Linked DNA regions of Homo sapiens: region 1 is linked to region 2. Evidence: chromatin loops called from intact Hi-C (ENCODE). Cell type or tissue: prostate gland. All regions are shown on one strand. Links, peaks and the distances in the headings refer to the core of each region. The heading gives the core; the rest is flanking DNA. Region 1 has its middle 70 kb from the start of MIR4289. Region 2 holds the start of MIR4289 (microRNA 4289).

What was found. A loop is a pair of places that touch in the nucleus more often than their neighbours do. Peaks named below come from ENCODE experiments on the same cell type or tissue, not always from the same donor. Only the 100,000 strongest peaks of a DNase experiment are listed, where the experiment ranks them.
Region 1: a loop joins it to region 2, with 2.3 times the contacts of the local background. A loop is called at or near these places in 2 of 110 quality-filtered maps.

Annotation. Positions count from the first base shown.
Region 1 is chr9:88,811,215-88,819,786 of GRCh38, forward strand. No RefSeq gene overlaps it. Among named protein-coding and RNA genes, the nearest start is that of MIR4289, 70 kb to the left of the region's middle. In prostate gland, for the core only: no CTCF peak of the experiment used is centred there; no DNase peak of the experiment used is centred there.
Region 2 is chr9:88,742,903-88,751,474 of GRCh38, forward strand. MIR4289 (microRNA 4289) reads right to left here and starts at 3,003; the gene lies at 2,934-3,003. RefSeq lists an enhancer at 4,227-4,915 and a silencer at 4,812-5,106. In prostate gland, for the core only: no CTCF peak of the experiment used is centred there; a DNase peak (open chromatin) is centred at 5,079; H3K27ac peaks cover 2,398 bases.

The DNA of each region.
Region 1 (8,572 bases), core at 2,721-5,220, 67 kb after region 2:
TCAGTGGTTGTGGAATGCCCTTCAAATTTAGCTGGATGGATCTGTTGCAATGTTGTGTGGTATTTGCTTAGATACCCTAAAAATGCCTGAATCTTGCTCTGGCCCAGTGACTCCTTGTTTCTCTGAGGAGACGGTAGAACATGGAATCAACATTTCCAGCTGAATGGTGAGGTGAGCTGAAAAACTGCCCCGTCAACCCATAGAACCAGGAGAAACAACAGCATTGCTGTATACGGCCACTAAATTTTGGACAAGTTTGTTATGCAGACACAGACAACTGATACATGATCCTTTCTCCTTAATTCCTTATTCCCCCACTAATGAGGCAACTTGAGCATGTTTCTTACACCCTAATAGAGTGGATAAGAGATCAAAGACTTGAACAAGATCTATGCATTGCCTTGAAACAATACCTGCAGCAATGATTTCAGAGCAAAGATGCAGCCTTTGTGCCCCCCTGCAATGGATACAGTGACAGCGGCCTCAGGCCAAGCGCGAAGACGCTGGTGCTGCTTCCAGCCTGGCTCCCCTGGGCCAGTCTGCTTTGCCACACAAGCAGACTAAGTTGGCACGGTGTTTTCTTTTTCTTTATTTTATTTATTTATTTATTTATTTTGAGATGGAGTTTCACTCTTATTGCCCAGGCTGGAGTACAATGGCTCTATCTCAGATCACCACAACCTCCGCCCCCGCCTGCCCCCACCCCACGTTCAAGCGATTCTTCTGCCTCAGTCTCCCAAGTAGCTGGGATTACAGGCATGCGCCACCACGCCCGGCTAATTTTGTAGTTTTAGTAGAGATGGGGTTTCTCCGTGTAGGTCAGGTGGGTCTTGAACTCCCGACCTCATGTGATCCACCTGCCTTGGCCTCCCAAAGTGCTGGGATTACAGGCATGAGCCACCGCACCCGGCGGCAGCACAGTGTTTTCAAAATATGCTCTGAGAAACAGTAGGGTTTCCACTAAGGTGCCATGGGGCAAGGCCAAGGGCATCCCCAGAACCTGGACTGTGGGACCTTCCCCTTTTGAGGGACAGGGATTTCTGGCTCTTGCCTGGGTTTTATATGTTGGGCTTCTATATACAATTTTATTTAAAGAAGGTATTTTGGTGTTTTTAACATGTGAACATCACTGAAAAAGATTATTTCTAGGGGCCTTTGGGGATCTAACACTGAGTAAGCCTGAAAAGTCTGTGGATCTGTGATTGGCACTCACAGCATCTGAAGAGCCACAGGGACTTGCAATGCCAGCATCATAAACCATGATCCTGGGGATTCAATACGGAAAACACACCCTTTTTCATAGAAAATTACTCCAAGACAATTGCCCATCCAAATGAAGCAGAGGGTGTTCTGAATGGAGGAATGAAGACAGATAGTGAAAAACAGGTAAGGACAGTCCACCCTGAATCCTGTCCAGTGCGGGGCCCCAACCAGGTGCTGGCCTGTTCCCTCTCTGTTTCCTATTTTGAGTGTTTTTTTTTTCTCTTTCTGTTTCTGGTTTCCATTGTTGGGTTTTCTAAATTTGCATTGCTCATGGAAGTATCTCCAACTCCTCCTCTTTGTCTTTGGCGTATCATCAAACTGTTTGTTGCTAATAAGAAATAAAATCCGCATACCTGCACTTTAGCTGGTTTAGACTTGCGTGGCACAATCAGAAAATACTCTCTTTGTCTCTCTAAGAAAGTCTTCAGTGGAGGGAATATTTCTCTTCCCCGGGGACGGCAATGCAGCAGGCCTTATACTTCTCTTACTATTTTTAAAAAAAACTCTTGATGGAAGTATTCTGTCTACTCAAGCCATCAAAACACAGTCTTAGAATATAGTCTCAATTTGGTCATTTGTGTTGAATCCTGTGTTGACCTGAATTGAGCGTCCCCTGCAGGCACATGTGGGCGGGCAGGCCAGTTCAGGGCCAGTCAGTCTGTCTGAGCCTGGTCTCTCCTGTTGTCCAGGGCCTCTCCACTTATGGCTGAGAGCTCACTGCTCCACATGAAGGTTTGGAGGAGGGACCACAGGAGGAGGAGAGCCCTGAGGACCTGCCTTCTGGGCCCAGGAAGGGCCTCCTGCTGACCCTCTCATAGTGCATTCTGGCTTGCCAAGCTCCCCTCTCACTGGGTGGGCGGGGAGGGTCTGTGACCGCAGCCCCTTCACCTGCAGTCGGGTTCACTTCTGCGGGTCGCTTACTCAGGGAGCCAGAGGTGGAGGGAGCTGAGCTGGCCTTTGATGCTGCTACCTCCCACACCAGGCCCACATCCCATCAGGCCTCCTGCACCCTGAGCTGCAGCCGGCTCTGACAGGGCATCACTCCCAGCACAGTGGGTCTCCCATTCCCCATGATCTTAACAGCCACAGGAAGCAGTTCCTCACACGGAAGCGGGCAGGATGAGCTCTTGACTTGAGCTAAAAGGGAAAACACCTTCCACACCTACAGGGGGCTTCGATACACCCTCCAAATAATCCTTTTCACAGAGTCTCCCAGCCTCCCCCACATGAGGCCTAGATGCTCCAACAGGTCCTCAGAGAGCAAAACCAATTTTTAATGAATTCCGTTGTAAATGTTGCATAAGCTCCGGCACCTCGTTTGAAATGCAGCCAGTCCTGTGCCCTGTTTTCCAAGCAGCGCCTTCATGTTAACATCTTTTCATCTCTGGGAAGAAAATTGCTTTCCATCAAAAGATTTAGAAAGCATGGGATTTATAATTCTCTTTAATAAGCAAAACATGCGTGCAGAAACGCTAAGAAATGAGCGTGTGGGGTTTCCCCACTCAGACCCAGGTCAAGGTCAGAGCCTCCAGGGTCCCTATGTGCCTTAGTCATTTATGTAAACAGTCCTTTACTTTAGGGCACTTTCTGTTGATCTATTGGCCATATACTTTTTTTTTTTTTTTTTTTTGAGCTGGAGTTTCACTCTTGTTGCCCAGGATGGAGTGCAATGGCATGATCTTGGCTCAGTGCAACCTCCAACTCCTGGGTTCAAGCAATTCTCTTGCCTCAGCTTCCCGAGTAGCTGGGATTACAGGTGCCCGCCACAACACCTGGCTAATTTTTGTATTTTTAGTAGAGACAGGGTTTCACCACATTGGTCAGGCTGGTCTCCAATTCCTGACTTCAGGTGATCCACCCATCTTGGCCTTTCAAAGTGCTGGGATTACAGGCATGAGCCAGCGCGGCTGGCCATACACTTTTAAAGGAGGGGTCTGCTTTAAGATTTGGATGAAAAATAAATAAAATTAACTGCATGAAAAAGCAATTTGCAAATGGGTGGTCCAAGCCCCTCTTAAAGTTTGATACATCTTTCAAGCTGAGAGGAAGTCTACGTACCTCCACCATCTCCAGAGTTTGTTCCCTGCAAAAGTGATTTTAATCTAGAGCAATGAATTCTGCAAACTCACATCTCAGGCATGTTCCTAATAATAGACTGCCTCCCTGCCCCCACACTGGCAGCCGAATGTTGCCAGTCCCAAGGAATGCTCCATCATGATGCCATTTGCCTGTCAGGACTCTATCCCAGCAGCAGCTGCAGCTGATTATGGCTCGGCTGTGGGCTGTGTTTTTTTATGATCCACCTCCTCCCTTTCAAAATCAATCAGGGCACACTCATGGAAGTAAAATTAGAGGCCCTGGCCAGGGCTTCAGCTTGAGAAATGCACTTTCCCCTCCTTTTCAGGGCAGTGGTGTCCAAGGAGGCCAACAGAGGGGTGGACACCCCGCAAGAAGCCCTGTGACAGCCTCCACCCAGCGTGTCTCCATCTATAGGCAGTTGCTAAGAGACTTAAAATGCTTTTATTCCTGAAGTTTCTTCTTCTTTCCCCTCCTAACCACCCTGGTGTGGCCCTCAGCTCTCAGTAGATATTTCATGTTCTGCACTCCCCTTCCAACCATGTTTATTTCTGCTTTGGGATGCTTGTTGGAAATAGCATGCCATTCAAAGTCACAGACTGTCACCTTGTCCTTAGCTGCTGCCTTCATTTCAGTCCTTTTTTCTACCTATCGAGACTCATTGGCAACCACCATGTGGTCCCTCCCCAGTTATCCCACTGCTCTCTGGGGGCATCATCTGAGCTCGGTTGTCCCTCAGCAGCCTGGGCCAGAGCTGTCCTCTTTGGTTGATTCTTGAACAATCCATCACCTTCACATCCCAACGTGACATTTCCATAAGATCAAACTGCATTCTTTATCCATCCCTGAAGATACATATTCATTTTCAAAAGCTTTGGCTCTCAATTAAAACAGAGAGAGTCATTTGGTCGAGGGCTCTGTGGAAAAGACATTATTAGCTGGAGTATTCTTCTCTTCCCTGTGGTGAATGAGAGAGCATTTTCCAATTAAGGCACTCATTCACTTTCAAGAGGCATGTGCAGGGTGCTCAGATGCGGTATAAAGGAGAGCCAGGCAGATCAGTAGCAAACGAGAGGAAAAACTGGTGGAAAATTAAGAAGAAATGAGAGTATTCAGATGCCAGAAGAGAAAATGAAAGACTGATACAGTGACGTACTCCTGCCCCAGAAGCGGAGTGTCTGCTCAAAAGCGTGAATTTGTGCAAAAGGTTGTGCACCAAAGCAGAAGGGATTCTGTTTGCACAAATGCATGTTTCTATGGATGTGCACGAGATCTGTTGTTCTAACAAGAATTGCTGAGCATTTCCAGCAGGTCACTTAGGGGAGAAAGGACTCTGCAGCCTTCCTGGCCCATCTTCTTCCTAGGTATCCCGGGGGAAGGGCATTTCTGATCTGCCTGCTCCAAAGCTGGGACTAGTACTGGGCCATCTGCTATCGCCTCCCAGGTGATGTGCCATAAAGTCAGAACTCATGAAACATCTCCTGGGCAGCCTCCTTCACTTTCCACACCTGTAACGAGTGGAGAAATTTAGGCCTGGGTCTCTCTTTCTCTCACTCTCTCTGCCCCATCTTCGTCATACCAGATATTCCGAGCATGCTGGTCCCAAAATACAAGTAGTGTAGGGGAGGCCTGGAGAGAGTGAGGCAGGAGCTCAAGTTGTCCCAGAGCCTTGCGTGGGAGCTGGTTGTTGCTTTCCTGGCCACTGACAAAGCGCTTCACCGACCTCCAGTCTATTCTCATTTCCTGCCTTTGACTCCTCGGTAGAGCGCCGTGCATCATGACTGATGACTGACTCTCTTGCCGGCTCCCTGTGGTCAGTCCCTGGGTTGGGTTGAGGCAGACACTCCATCTTCATGGAGTGTGGTCTACTGTGGAATTTCCTGCTGTGTTGGTCTCTGCATCGGTCACTGTGATGGTCCCTGCTCTGGAACAGTGTAGACAACAACTGAGTCTGAAAGGAGAAGGATGGACAGGATCCAGATCCAGGGCTTTTCAAGTTGGGATTCCCCTGGGGCCAGGTAATCTATGTGCTCCAACAGCTCACTTTTTGAGTGGGCAATGTCACAGGCCAACTCCTTTGCTTCAGGTATATCAGGTGTACTAGGGTGTGCCAGAGTACCAGGTGTGCCGGAGGGATCAGACGTGCCAAGGGTGCCAGTTGTGCCAGGAGACCAGGTGTGCCAGGAACAAGGTGTGCCAGGGACCAGGTATGCCAGAGAACCAAGTGTGCCATGCGTACCAGGTGCATCCAGGGACCAGGTGTGCCACAGGACCAAGTGTGCTATGGGTACCAGGTGTGCCCAGGGACTATTCACATCAGGGGTACCAGATGTACAAGGCACCAGGTGTGCCAGGGGACCAGGTGTAGCAGGGATACCAGGTGTACCAGAAGTACCAAAGGTAGCTCAGCTCTTCTCCAGCTGATGATGCAGTGTTGACTCTATTTTTCTTTGAAATAAGAATTTTGTTCTCTCCTTCTCACACACGAAAATTATAAGGAAATTTATTTATATTTATTTATTTATTATAATGAAATTTAAGGAAAAATTGTATTTATAGTAAATACAAATAGATAAAAAGTTAAAACTATCTAAACTACCCCATTCAGGAATAACCACTTTAAATGCTTTAATGTCAGTCATTCCAATAATTTTTTGATTTTACATGTAATGTTTTCAATACACTCTACTTAAAAACAGAATCGTGATTTCAAAGCCTGTTAGTTCAAGAAACCTGACATTTTCAACATCTTTCTGTATCATTAACACACTCCTACAACATCATTGTTAATGGCCTTCTGGGATTCCATTACTTTGAATGTAACAAAACTTTTTCAACCAATCTCTTCATTTTGGACTTTCAAATTATTCCTCCCTTATTTATCTAACCTACTACTGATAGATGTTTGCTTGGGTAGTACCAACATAAAATAGCCTTGCCAGGTGCCAAGTGTGGTGGCTCAAGCCTGTAATCCCAGCACTTCGGGAGGCCTAGGTGGGCAAATCATTTGAGGTCAGGGGTTCGAGACCAGCCTGGCCAACATGGTGAAACCCAGTCTCTACTAAACATTCAAGAAAATTAGCCAGGCCTGGTGGTGGGTGCGTGTAATCCCAGCTACTGGGAGGCTGAGGCAGGAGAATCACTTGAACCTGGGAGGCAGAGGTCACACTGAGCCGAGATGGCGCCGCTGCACTCTAGCCTGGGCGACTGAGTGAGACTCAAAAAAAAAAAAAAAGCCTTTCAGGTTGCACGGTGGAAGATATCAGCTCCTCGGTTTTAATTTGCATTTTTGCATGTGAATCATCCTTTGGTATTCTTTGCCCAATTCCTTTAGTGTCTCAGTATTAGGCTTTAAGATTTAAGGTATAAAATCTTCATCATACAGAGTGAAAAATATGGTTCTTTTTTGTCATCCATCTCTCTAGTTTGTTAGGGGTGTTTAATCTAACACTGTATTTTCTTATTTGTTATGTTTTGGGTGGAAGGAGAGAGGTCAGATCCCTTATTTTTTATCCTTGTGGTCTCTGCCTTGAGGCCCTATGTAGAGGGCCCTTTTCACATCGAGATGTATCTACAGGCTCACCTATATTTTCTTTCATTACTTTTATGTTTTTTAAAAATAATTGTCTTACATCCATTTATTTGTATGGCATAAGGTCTTTAATATTTTTCTCAAATGATTAGCGCAGTTACCATTTTTTATAAAAACAAAAGTTTACATGCTCCCTTTCTCCTACATTAAATTTTTATATATGCTTAGATCTGTTCCTGAAATGTATGATCTGTCTTACTCATCTGTCTATCCATTTCTGAGCCATGGTCACAGTTTTAAATTATTGTAGTTTTCAAATATAATTTTATTTCTATTTTTCAAATATAATTTTCTTTCTTGTATACTAGATGGCCCCGTCTTTAATTACTTAAATAAAATTTATTATCTCCTCTGAAACATTTTTTTCTCCCAGGTAAAATTTAAAGTGGAAAAAAAGCATTGCGGTTGCTGTTTTCCAGCAAACTCCTGCTGTGTTCTTGCCGCACACCCCCGCTAGCCCTGGGAGAGCCATAGGGAATGTCTCACATGTGCTGTAATCCTGCAACACTGTCACTGTGCCAATCTTGAGTGCAAATGACAGGTCCTGCCTTCTCTTTTGAGTGTGTGCTTTCCCCCATCTACCTACAGAACTGCAGCAACACAAAGAATGGAAGGGCAGAAGTTGCCTAACGTTGCCTAGTGCAAGCCTGGCCTGCGAGTCTGCTCAGAGCACAATTGCAGTTTGTAGAAGGCAGCCCCAGGGGACTCCTGGGCAGAGAGAGCTAATACCAGCTAGGTGATCACAACTCCCCAGGAATGCTGACCACGGAGGGAGGCTGTCCAAGGGTCTACGAGATGGCATCCCTCTGTAGACGGCCTCCCTCTGTGGATGGCATTCTATGGGTGAATTGATACAATTCATTCGTCTTATTCAGATTTCCCTATTATCACATTACGAGTCCTCCATGGGGACTCATCAGGATTCCTTTGTGGTCTGAAATGCAGGAAATTGAGCTCTTTGGGTCAGAAGCCAAGTTAAACAAGACAGACTCCAGATGCTCTGCAAGATGGATGCAGATGCCAGCGGCACCAAGGTTAAGGTGGGAGGCATCCACTCCACTTCCTCCCATGGGAGTCTGGTCCTTCCAGGGCCGGTGGGCACCGTTCTTCCCCATGCTGCAATGGTGTTGAACAATTCCTGGGGTAAAATAAAGTTAGTAAAGACAACAACTTTCTTATGTGATAAAAATTAGCACCAAGAACAGAGAACAAATAAGAGCAGCTTCATGGGCAAGCAACCCAGGCAGGTACACAGGTCTCCACTGTCAGAAGGGCCCTGTGCTTGGCTTAATGCTCTCCTGTCACCATCTTCAAATTCTAAATAATTGTGAACGAAGGCTCTTTCCTTTTGCATCATGAAGCGGGTCCTAATTAGCAGTATAGGAGAAAGTAGAATCTTTAATTGCAGTCAACTGGCTTGGAGTCTTCTCAAACTCAGCCTCCACTTGTGCATTATGCAGCAGTGAGGGCTGGGTCTGCATTTTGGCACCTAAAATGTGTACATTTCCATTCAGTGAATGAGTCTCCCATTCCTAACATGGATGAGGTTCCAAGATTCCTGAGGAGTTGACCTATTCCACTGTGCAATTTATCAAGCCTGAAACAAGGAACATCTGATTTGGGATTTAACAATATTGTTTT
Region 2 (8,572 bases), core at 3,826-6,325:
GATACGATGGGGTTATCACAAGTGATTTCTATTCTTGTATTTGATACCTTTCATATTCTCCAGGTTTTATTTTATAACCTGGTTAACTTTTATAATAAGAGAAAAATTAAGCTCAAACAAACAAAAAACCACACTGGATTTGGATAAACTTGAGACTCCCGTAAGTCATCCTTGGTTGATTCCAAAGCCCATCTGATGGAGTTGGAATTTTATGTTTAATTCCGTCAAGCAGCACACTTCTGCTTCTGCACATTTTCCCCAGGAAGTCACGAGAGGAAAGTAACAAAATTAAAGACAAATAGACTTCTTTAACTGCTAGGAAACATTTTATAAAATCCTATCTGGGCAAACTGGCCTCTTATTTTTTATTTTTATTTTTATTTTTTTGAGACGGAGTCTCGCTCTGTTGCCCAGGCTGGAGTGCAGTGGCGTGATCTTGGCTCACTGCAAGCTCCGCCTCCCGGGTTCACACCATTCTCCTGCCTCAGCCTCCCAAATAGCTGGGACTACGGGCACCCGCCACCACAACTGGCTAATTTTTTATATTTTTAGTAGAGACAGGGTTTCACCATGTTAGCCAGGATAGTCTCGATCTCCTGACCTTGTGATCTGCCCTCCTCGGCCTCCCAGAGTGCTGGGATTATAAGCATGAGCCACTGCACCTGGCCCTGGACTCTAATTTGTTTGAGTTCAGACAATTAAGAAATAATAGTATTGTTTTTGTTTTTAAAGAAAGGATAAGAAGAAACGTGGGCCTCTAAAGATCATCATGGCAAAAGGTAGCCCTGCTTGCCTTCCAGTCAAAGCCTTCCCGGCTGGTTTGTGCAAAGCTCCAGAGCCGCCTGCTGCTCCTCCCCTGAAATGCTTTGCTTGTTTTCAGAAGTGCTGCATGGAGGCAAGAGGCTCTCTTCTTGGTTTTCTAAATTCACATCTATCTTAGGAAGGGGGTGGAACTGCACACCCTGGGCTTCGCTGTTAGTGGGAGATGACGCGGCCATCCCTCATCCCTCGGGATTGTGGACAGGGTGCTGGCCTGCAGAAAAGGACATACTGGGGCTTTATTGCTTCTGGGCTGGGAAGCGTTTCAGGGCTCCGAAGCCCACACCCATCTGAGGAAGCGCTGCTGCACTGGCCTGGGCCTTGGGCAGGTGGCATCAAATCCGATGCTGGGCTCTCACACGCTCTGCTGGGGCATTATGGACCATCTTTGCAGTTTGGCATGTTCCAAATTAACAAGGGCTCTGCTCTGTGGCCTCTTCCTAGCTGTTGATTCTGAGTGAGTGATCATTTTAGTAGAATTTAGATGTTCCAGCCTGGCATTCTGAGGGCAGCTGTCCTTAAGTAGAGCAGAGACAGAGATGAAGCTACAGCTGCAGTCTGTGATCAGAGCCAAAGCACGTGGACCTCCTGCAGCCCCTAACCCTTCTGCGTCACGAGCACCCTAAATTGCAGAAGGAAGCTGAAGGGGCAGAGGGGATATGGTGATTTTAAACTGTAAGGAACTTCAGGGCAAGTTTTGCACTGATTGGGTCTTTGCAATGTAATTTTTCTTAAAAAGCTTGTTGTAAAAGCATAATTAGAATGTTTTGCACATTTCTTTCTATTCAATGGAGAAATTGCACTGGGTAGATGTCACTCAGAATCCAGTTCTGGCCCTTTCAGGGAGTGAGACTTTAAAACAAGTACACAAGGTCCCACTACTCTTGGTGAAACTAAATGGGGCTGCTCAACTCCATTCCCAATCCCCATGGAAAGTGTGTGGTGAGCTTTCTCAAGTAGCAGCAGCCGACAGTATTAACAGCATCTCTACATTGTAAATACATCCATGGAGGGAGAAGGGAGGAGCTCTGTATAAACAGGAAAGTATAGAAGGGGCAATCAGGGCTGAGCTGCACCTGGGTCAGTAAGGTGGCTGCTCCCTGAGTGCAGAGACACAGCCTGTCCTGCCAGGAGCATGAAACCTATTCAATCAACATTTTTGTATGAATGTGCATCAGTGATCCTCAAGATATTAATAGGAGTTTCAGGGGACAAAGGCATTCTAGCGGCCCAATGAGGAAACCCCACAGTAAACAGGCTTAAATTCTTGTAGCATCTGTAATGTTCTGTGGGCATCCAAAATCCCAAATGTGTGTTCAGGGACACTTCCTCAGTGTCCCTAAACACACATTCTTTGGAGAGGGGTCAAAAGACTTATTAGTCGCTCCCAACAGAAGTGTCCAAGGAACACAAATTCAGAAAATAGCAATTCAGCTGCACTTCCTTATTTGCAGGTGAAAGCCGCCATTTGGTTTAATGGGAAGAGGTGGTTTTGGAGTCAGAAGACTGAGACTGGGATCTGCCTCCTAAGGATGATGGGTATTGGAAACTCACGCCTATGTATCCATTTGTACATTTGAATAGGGGTGTAGTTGTGGCAATGATCTGTAGCTTTTACTGAGCACAAGGTAGGGTGCCTAGAACTCAGGAAGTGTTTAATAAATGATAGCTCTTGAAATTACCAATGGAAAACTGAGTCCTGGTGAGAACCAACTGGCCCAAGGCCAGCCAGTAAGGGAGGTACAGGGCGGAGCTGGGTCTGGGTTTCTTGCCTCCCCATCAACATTCTTTTTACTGTACTACACTAACTGAGAATAGAAGTTGTACATAGTTGTATTTCTCTTATAAGGATAACAAATCAAATAGATGTTGCCAGATGTTTCTGTTTCACAGAAGAATGAAGTTAATGGTTGTATATCAGGGCTCAAACCTAAGATTTAAAGAGAGATTGCTGAGCAAGAGCAGCCATAAAAGATGTCTATGTTGGTATTTCAGCATTCCTGGGCCGCATAAAGCACCATTTGGTCACATCTGGTCTCCATCAGGCCTGAAGTGTTACATAAATACATGCATGGTTTATAGGGTAAGGAGGCCCTGTTGAGACTGGCCAGATGTGATCTGTTTAGGCTCTGCAGACAGGGCCCAGGAAACTGCCTGATAGCCCTGCACAATGCCCTCCCAAGGGACAGAGCTCTCTGCTGCCATCAGTGCATCTAGGGCAGAGATACCATGCTAGCTGCTGTCACTCATGTCCAACATGCTTGGGTGTTCAACCTCCCTCTGTAAAAGCTCTTATTATAGACAACCAGTGGAGTTCAGTTCAGAAGTTAGAGAACAAAATGCTTTAATGACCTTGTGGGCTCCATCCATCCATCCATCCACCCATCCACCCATCCACTCATCCATTCATCTACCCATCCACTTCACCCACCCATTCATCTATCTACTCATTCATTTATGCATTTCTGCAATCATTTACCCACATGCCCATTCATCCATCTACCCATCTATCTCCATCTATATTCATCCATCTTTCTATCCATCTATCCATCCACCTGCCTGTCTGTTCAATCTGTCCATCCACCTATCCAACCATTCATTCTTATCCATGCACCCACCCATCCACCCTCCCATCCAGTTATTCAATGAATATGAGCTCCTTGCATGTGCAAAGCACTAGTCTAGGCGCAGGGAATCCCGCAACAAACAAGTCAGGCATGGAGCTGACATTTGTATCATGTTCCAGAGGGGGAGACAACATTGAGTAATTCCACAATTATTCATTGGCTAGGGTAATAAACTCTCAGAAGAATTACAAAATGCTCCAAGAGTGTGTAATAGGAGATGCCTCCTAACTAGGAGGCCAGAAAAGGCTTCCCTGACGCAGTGGGAGTGCCGTGGGGCAGCCCGGAGCTCTGGCTACAGCCCTGCACCCACCCTGGCTACTGCTTGGTTGGTTTTGTTTTCCCCAGGCCTGCCGATTTTACAGTTAACTCTTTCCTCCATATCATAAGCTTCCAAAACAAGGTTATCCCTTGTTTAGGTAAAACCATTAAAATTTTCCTAGTATCAAGTCCCCCAAGCAATCTAACTAAAAGATTGAATCACAAAATAGAAAAGTCCCTTCTACCACAGCTAATGCTGGAGGAGAATTCCAGGGATCCCTGCACAGCAGTCTCAGGGCAGCATGCCTTCCTCCCCAGGCCACCCGGGGCTCTGAGGAAGGCTGTCAGACTTCGGCCCCTTCCTGTATACTGAGCTCCTGACCACAGTCTTGTGCCGGTTTTGCTTTTTTAAAAGGGACAAGCAAACAGGAATCTTCCCCATGCCTACCCTCACTCGTGCACACAAAGTGGGCCTGGCTGTCATTTCCTCCTGGGGTCTGATCTCTGTTTTATGCTCCTGCTTGTTGATTCTGACCCAGGTAAGCCACACAGGGAAAAGCCATCTCCCTGCTCCTTGCTTCGGGGCAGCAGAGCCATTTCACACACACAAACACCCTGCACCCCAGCTGCCTGGTTTCAGTGGCTGCTTGCTTATGGCCAGACAGCCGAAGGCCAGGCAGGGCCCGGCCTCTGTTCTCAGGTCTCAGCAGTGATTATGCATGCGAGGTAATTACACTGGTCTTGTTTCCGTGCTCTAGGCCTAAGCCTGGATATTCAAGGAAGGGAGCCTCTGGTTTTTTGCTACGTTATAATTTCTTTGTAGGGACAGGGCTCTAGGCGACTCCCAAATGGGCTACCTGTGCCGTGGCCACTCATTTCCTATTGTGCAGAGTAGCAATTACACAGCCAGAGGCTGGCCATGGGTGGGTTTGTTCTTCTCTGTGACATGTATTTTGTGAAACAGAAGAGAGGTCCTCTGTTTCTGAAAGCAACTCTTAAAATAAATACACCAGGCTCCTCCAAGGAATATCTGCATGAGAAGAAGTAAGCTACTATGTCTAGTGGCTCTCAAAGTGTTTTGGCGGGTTGGTCAGTCGGTCCACACAGGGAGAGAGGGGCAGGACAAAGGCCTCACCTCCCACTCAACACTTAATCCTGGTCTTGGGAAAGTTAGCGTTTGCCCACAGGTGACATGTTCTCAGGGCCTGACTACCTGCGGGTGGACACCAAGGATAAGCTGTGTCTTGAATTTTTTTAAAGCTTAAAAAGAAATTACTTCCAGCTGTGCATCATGAGAAGACACTGGTTGGTGTGTGTGAACCGATTTGCAGCACAAAGGGCCCCAGAGTACTTGGCTGGGCCAGATAGTGATGATGACTCATGCTGTCTTTACAAGATACTGCATAAACCTAGAGCAAGACAGAAGTTCCTCCCTCCCGACTCCACCCCCTGGCTTTATTGAGATGTAATTGACAAATAAAGCTTGTATACAGTTAATTGTACAATGTGATGATTTGATGCATGTGCATATCATGAAGTGACGGCCAAGATGAAGCTAATCAGCACTTCCACTGCCTCACATGGTTACCATTATTTTTGTGTGTGTGAGGACACTTCAGTTCTACTCTCTTAGCACATTTTCAACATACAGTACAGTATTATTAACTATAGTTACCATGCAGTTCATGGATCCTCAGAACTTAAGTATCTTATCACTGGAAATTTGTACCCTTTGACCAAAATCCACACAGTTTTTTCCTACTCCCCAGCCCCTGGTAACTGCCCTTCTACTTTCTGCTTCTAAGAGGTCAACTTCATTAGAGTCTGGTGCATATGTCTGTACTATGGAGTAGTATTCAGCCTTAAAAAAGAAGGACATCCTGCCGTTTGTGACAACAGGGGTGAATTCAGAGGACAGTGTGCTAAGTGAAAGACGCCAGACAAGAAGGACAAATACCAGATGGCTGTTCCTGAGAATCGAAGCAGGAAGAAGTTGCCCTTGACACTGAGCCCTTCCTGTGGCCAGAGGAAGCTGAAGGCAAAGAGGGAGGCTGGACCGTCCAGGTGAGAGGCACCTGACTGACCAGTGTCCAGCATGCTTGGCCTGGGGCAGCAGGGCTGATTGTGCAACCCAGCCTTTGGCTTCTCAGAGGCCCTGGAACAGCACACATTCCCTGGTGGTTTGAAATCTGAGAGCCGGAAAGAGCTTTCTGCCTTTCCTTTTGTGTCAGCTCACTTACTTGAAGAAAGCCCATCATCACAATGTTTTCTTTGGGTCCTGCTTACAGGATCTGGGCTTGTTTTGTTTTTCTTCTTGTTGTGTAGGGAGGGACCAGGATGGGAAAGCAATGTCCCTTGTAATTGTTGGGGTTTGTGCTTCTCTTGTAAAGCCTTGGGCTCAAGACCAGTGATCTGCAGTATAATGAGACTCGGCCAGGCCCTGCTCCCTGGAGGAGACAGAGGGACCATGCTGGTAACTTCCTTAACATCATTCAAAGGAAAGCCCAGTTTTTGTTTTCTCCTAAAGTGAAACTGCAGCCCTAGGTAAAAGGTACCTTGTAACCCCACGGATGTCTGTCTTCTACCTTCTCATTTCCCTTCTTCCTCTTCCTTTCTTTTGCCTTTTTCCCTTTTCCTATTTCTATGTTCCATAATCTGGAAGACCCATATATTTTCCAACTTTACTAATGTTTCCAAGAATTTGCATTAAAAGTAGCTGCTACAGTTCCTCATTAACTTGGACCCCATCTCTGGGAGTAAAGTGGGCAATTATTTCTCTGATTAACAAGGGAGGAGACAATGGGCACAGGGGCTCCTTCAAACCCAGACAGTGTTGTTTGTATCTAGATACTGCTAGACCACTTATGTCATTTTGGTTTGGTTCCCACATTTAATATCTTCCCCAAGTCATGTTGACCAACTCTGACTCAAAGGCCAGGATTCTTGGTTGTCCCGAGGCCCTGTTTCCCCACTGTTGAGTTGACAAGCCCATGGGAATTTCCCAGGGGTATGTGTAGCTCTGAGTTCTGGATAGTGTTTGCCACAGGACTGGGCTTCTGATGACACCAGGAGCACACACACATTGCTTAGCAAGAGTGTGCAGCTTACAGAATGGCCAGGCAGAAAGTAGAAAAGAGAGAGAGAAAAAAAGCAAAACTCGAGCTCAATCCAGAGACTCAAGCAGGGAAAAGATGCAGTGATTCTAGAGTGGCATGTGGGCCTTCAGAGGTGAACTCATGGAGGAGATGTGCAAAGTTTTGTGTCTGCACCATGTGGCACTCCACTGCTTATGACAGTGAAGTTTCAACCACCAACAAATGGCCCAGGGCAGGGGATTGTGACTTTTGGATTGCATGGATCACCAATATTTTAAAAGGAGATTCAAACAACACAACTGCTCCTTATCATCTCCTCAATTCATAAGAGAAACGGCAGCTGAACACTCCAAAAGTGTAAGAAGTACATAATCTCAGAACAATGGACAATCTTTAAATAGGATAAAGTTGTCTTTATGAAAAATTTATTACACTGTTTATATTTATCTGGTTTTATTATGGACTTGTAGGAACTTGGTTTCTGAGAGCACTGGTCCTGTGCTGTCTTGGGCCATTAGCCTAGAACAAGGGTGTTAGATGGGCGTTAACTTCAGGGCCAGCTCCAGCAATGGCCAGTGGATGACTGGGAACACTGTTGGGAAGGATTCTGAAGTGGAGTCCAGGCTCAATCATTAATTAGCAATATCTGACATGGGCATCATGGTCATTTTGAAGCACGTTCACAAATCCTTTTGCACTACTTTCATTGAAAGGGGGAAATCTAACTTTTAGATATGGTTTGGCTTGCTTCTGACAGACAGAATGTGACTTTTGAGCACTCACACTTGGAACCCAGCCACCACTGTGTGAAGAAGCGCACAGCATACGAGGTAGTCGGCAACACATGGGTGCCCAGAACAAGAGCCCAGCTGAGGTCCCAGCAGACAGTCAGCGTCCCCCACCAGGCACCTGAGCTAGCCTACTGGTGATCCCATCAGCAGTCATCAAGCTTCCCCAGACAGAAGTGTGTGAAGCAGTGGGAAATTGCTCCTGCCAAGTCCCGGTCAATGTTACAAATTTGTGGTGAAAAAAATATTGCCATTATCATAAACTATGAGTTTTTGGGGTGGCTTGTTATGCAGCAGAAGATAACCAGAGCAATCCCAGGATGGAAATGTGGCAGCAAACATTCACTATCCCTATCCAGAGCATTCTCAGCTATTATTCTTCCACCAAGGTACCCCTGATTTTATTTGAAAATTTAAAAACGAAATGTGTCTTGCCTAAGTTGATGAAAAAGGCCAAGGTCACATTGATTTCAGTAGGTTGCACTCAAATGGACCAATCCTCCATGTTGAACTCAACTTCTGCTCACTCCTCTGAAAGATACTGCAGGGTTACCATGACAACCTGAACATATGCTGGGTGAGAAACACGAAGAACAGAGAACAGGGGAGCACAGGGCCATTTTTTGCTGGGAGAATGTTTTCTAAAAAATATATTTTTTTCCAGGCCAAATTATTTGCAGCTGGTCTTCTCTTGGCAAGAACACTTCATCTGGCAGTGTATTTTCTGTCCTATAGAAGTGAAACATTCCCTGTAAATAGCAGGGAAATTAAAAATATTCTCTTTGTATCACTTTTAAAAACCTCCCACAACTGCTATGGGCAGAACAGATGTCTCCAGGGACCTTGAGGTGCCCTCGCTGCCCCTGAAGGCTCGGGCCCACCTGTCCACTCAGGATGGGTCTCTCCAGAGTGCTTGCCCACTCACCAAAGCCCTCTGTGTAAAAGGTTGTTGGTGCCAACTGTATTCTGCTTTCTAAAGTGGTTG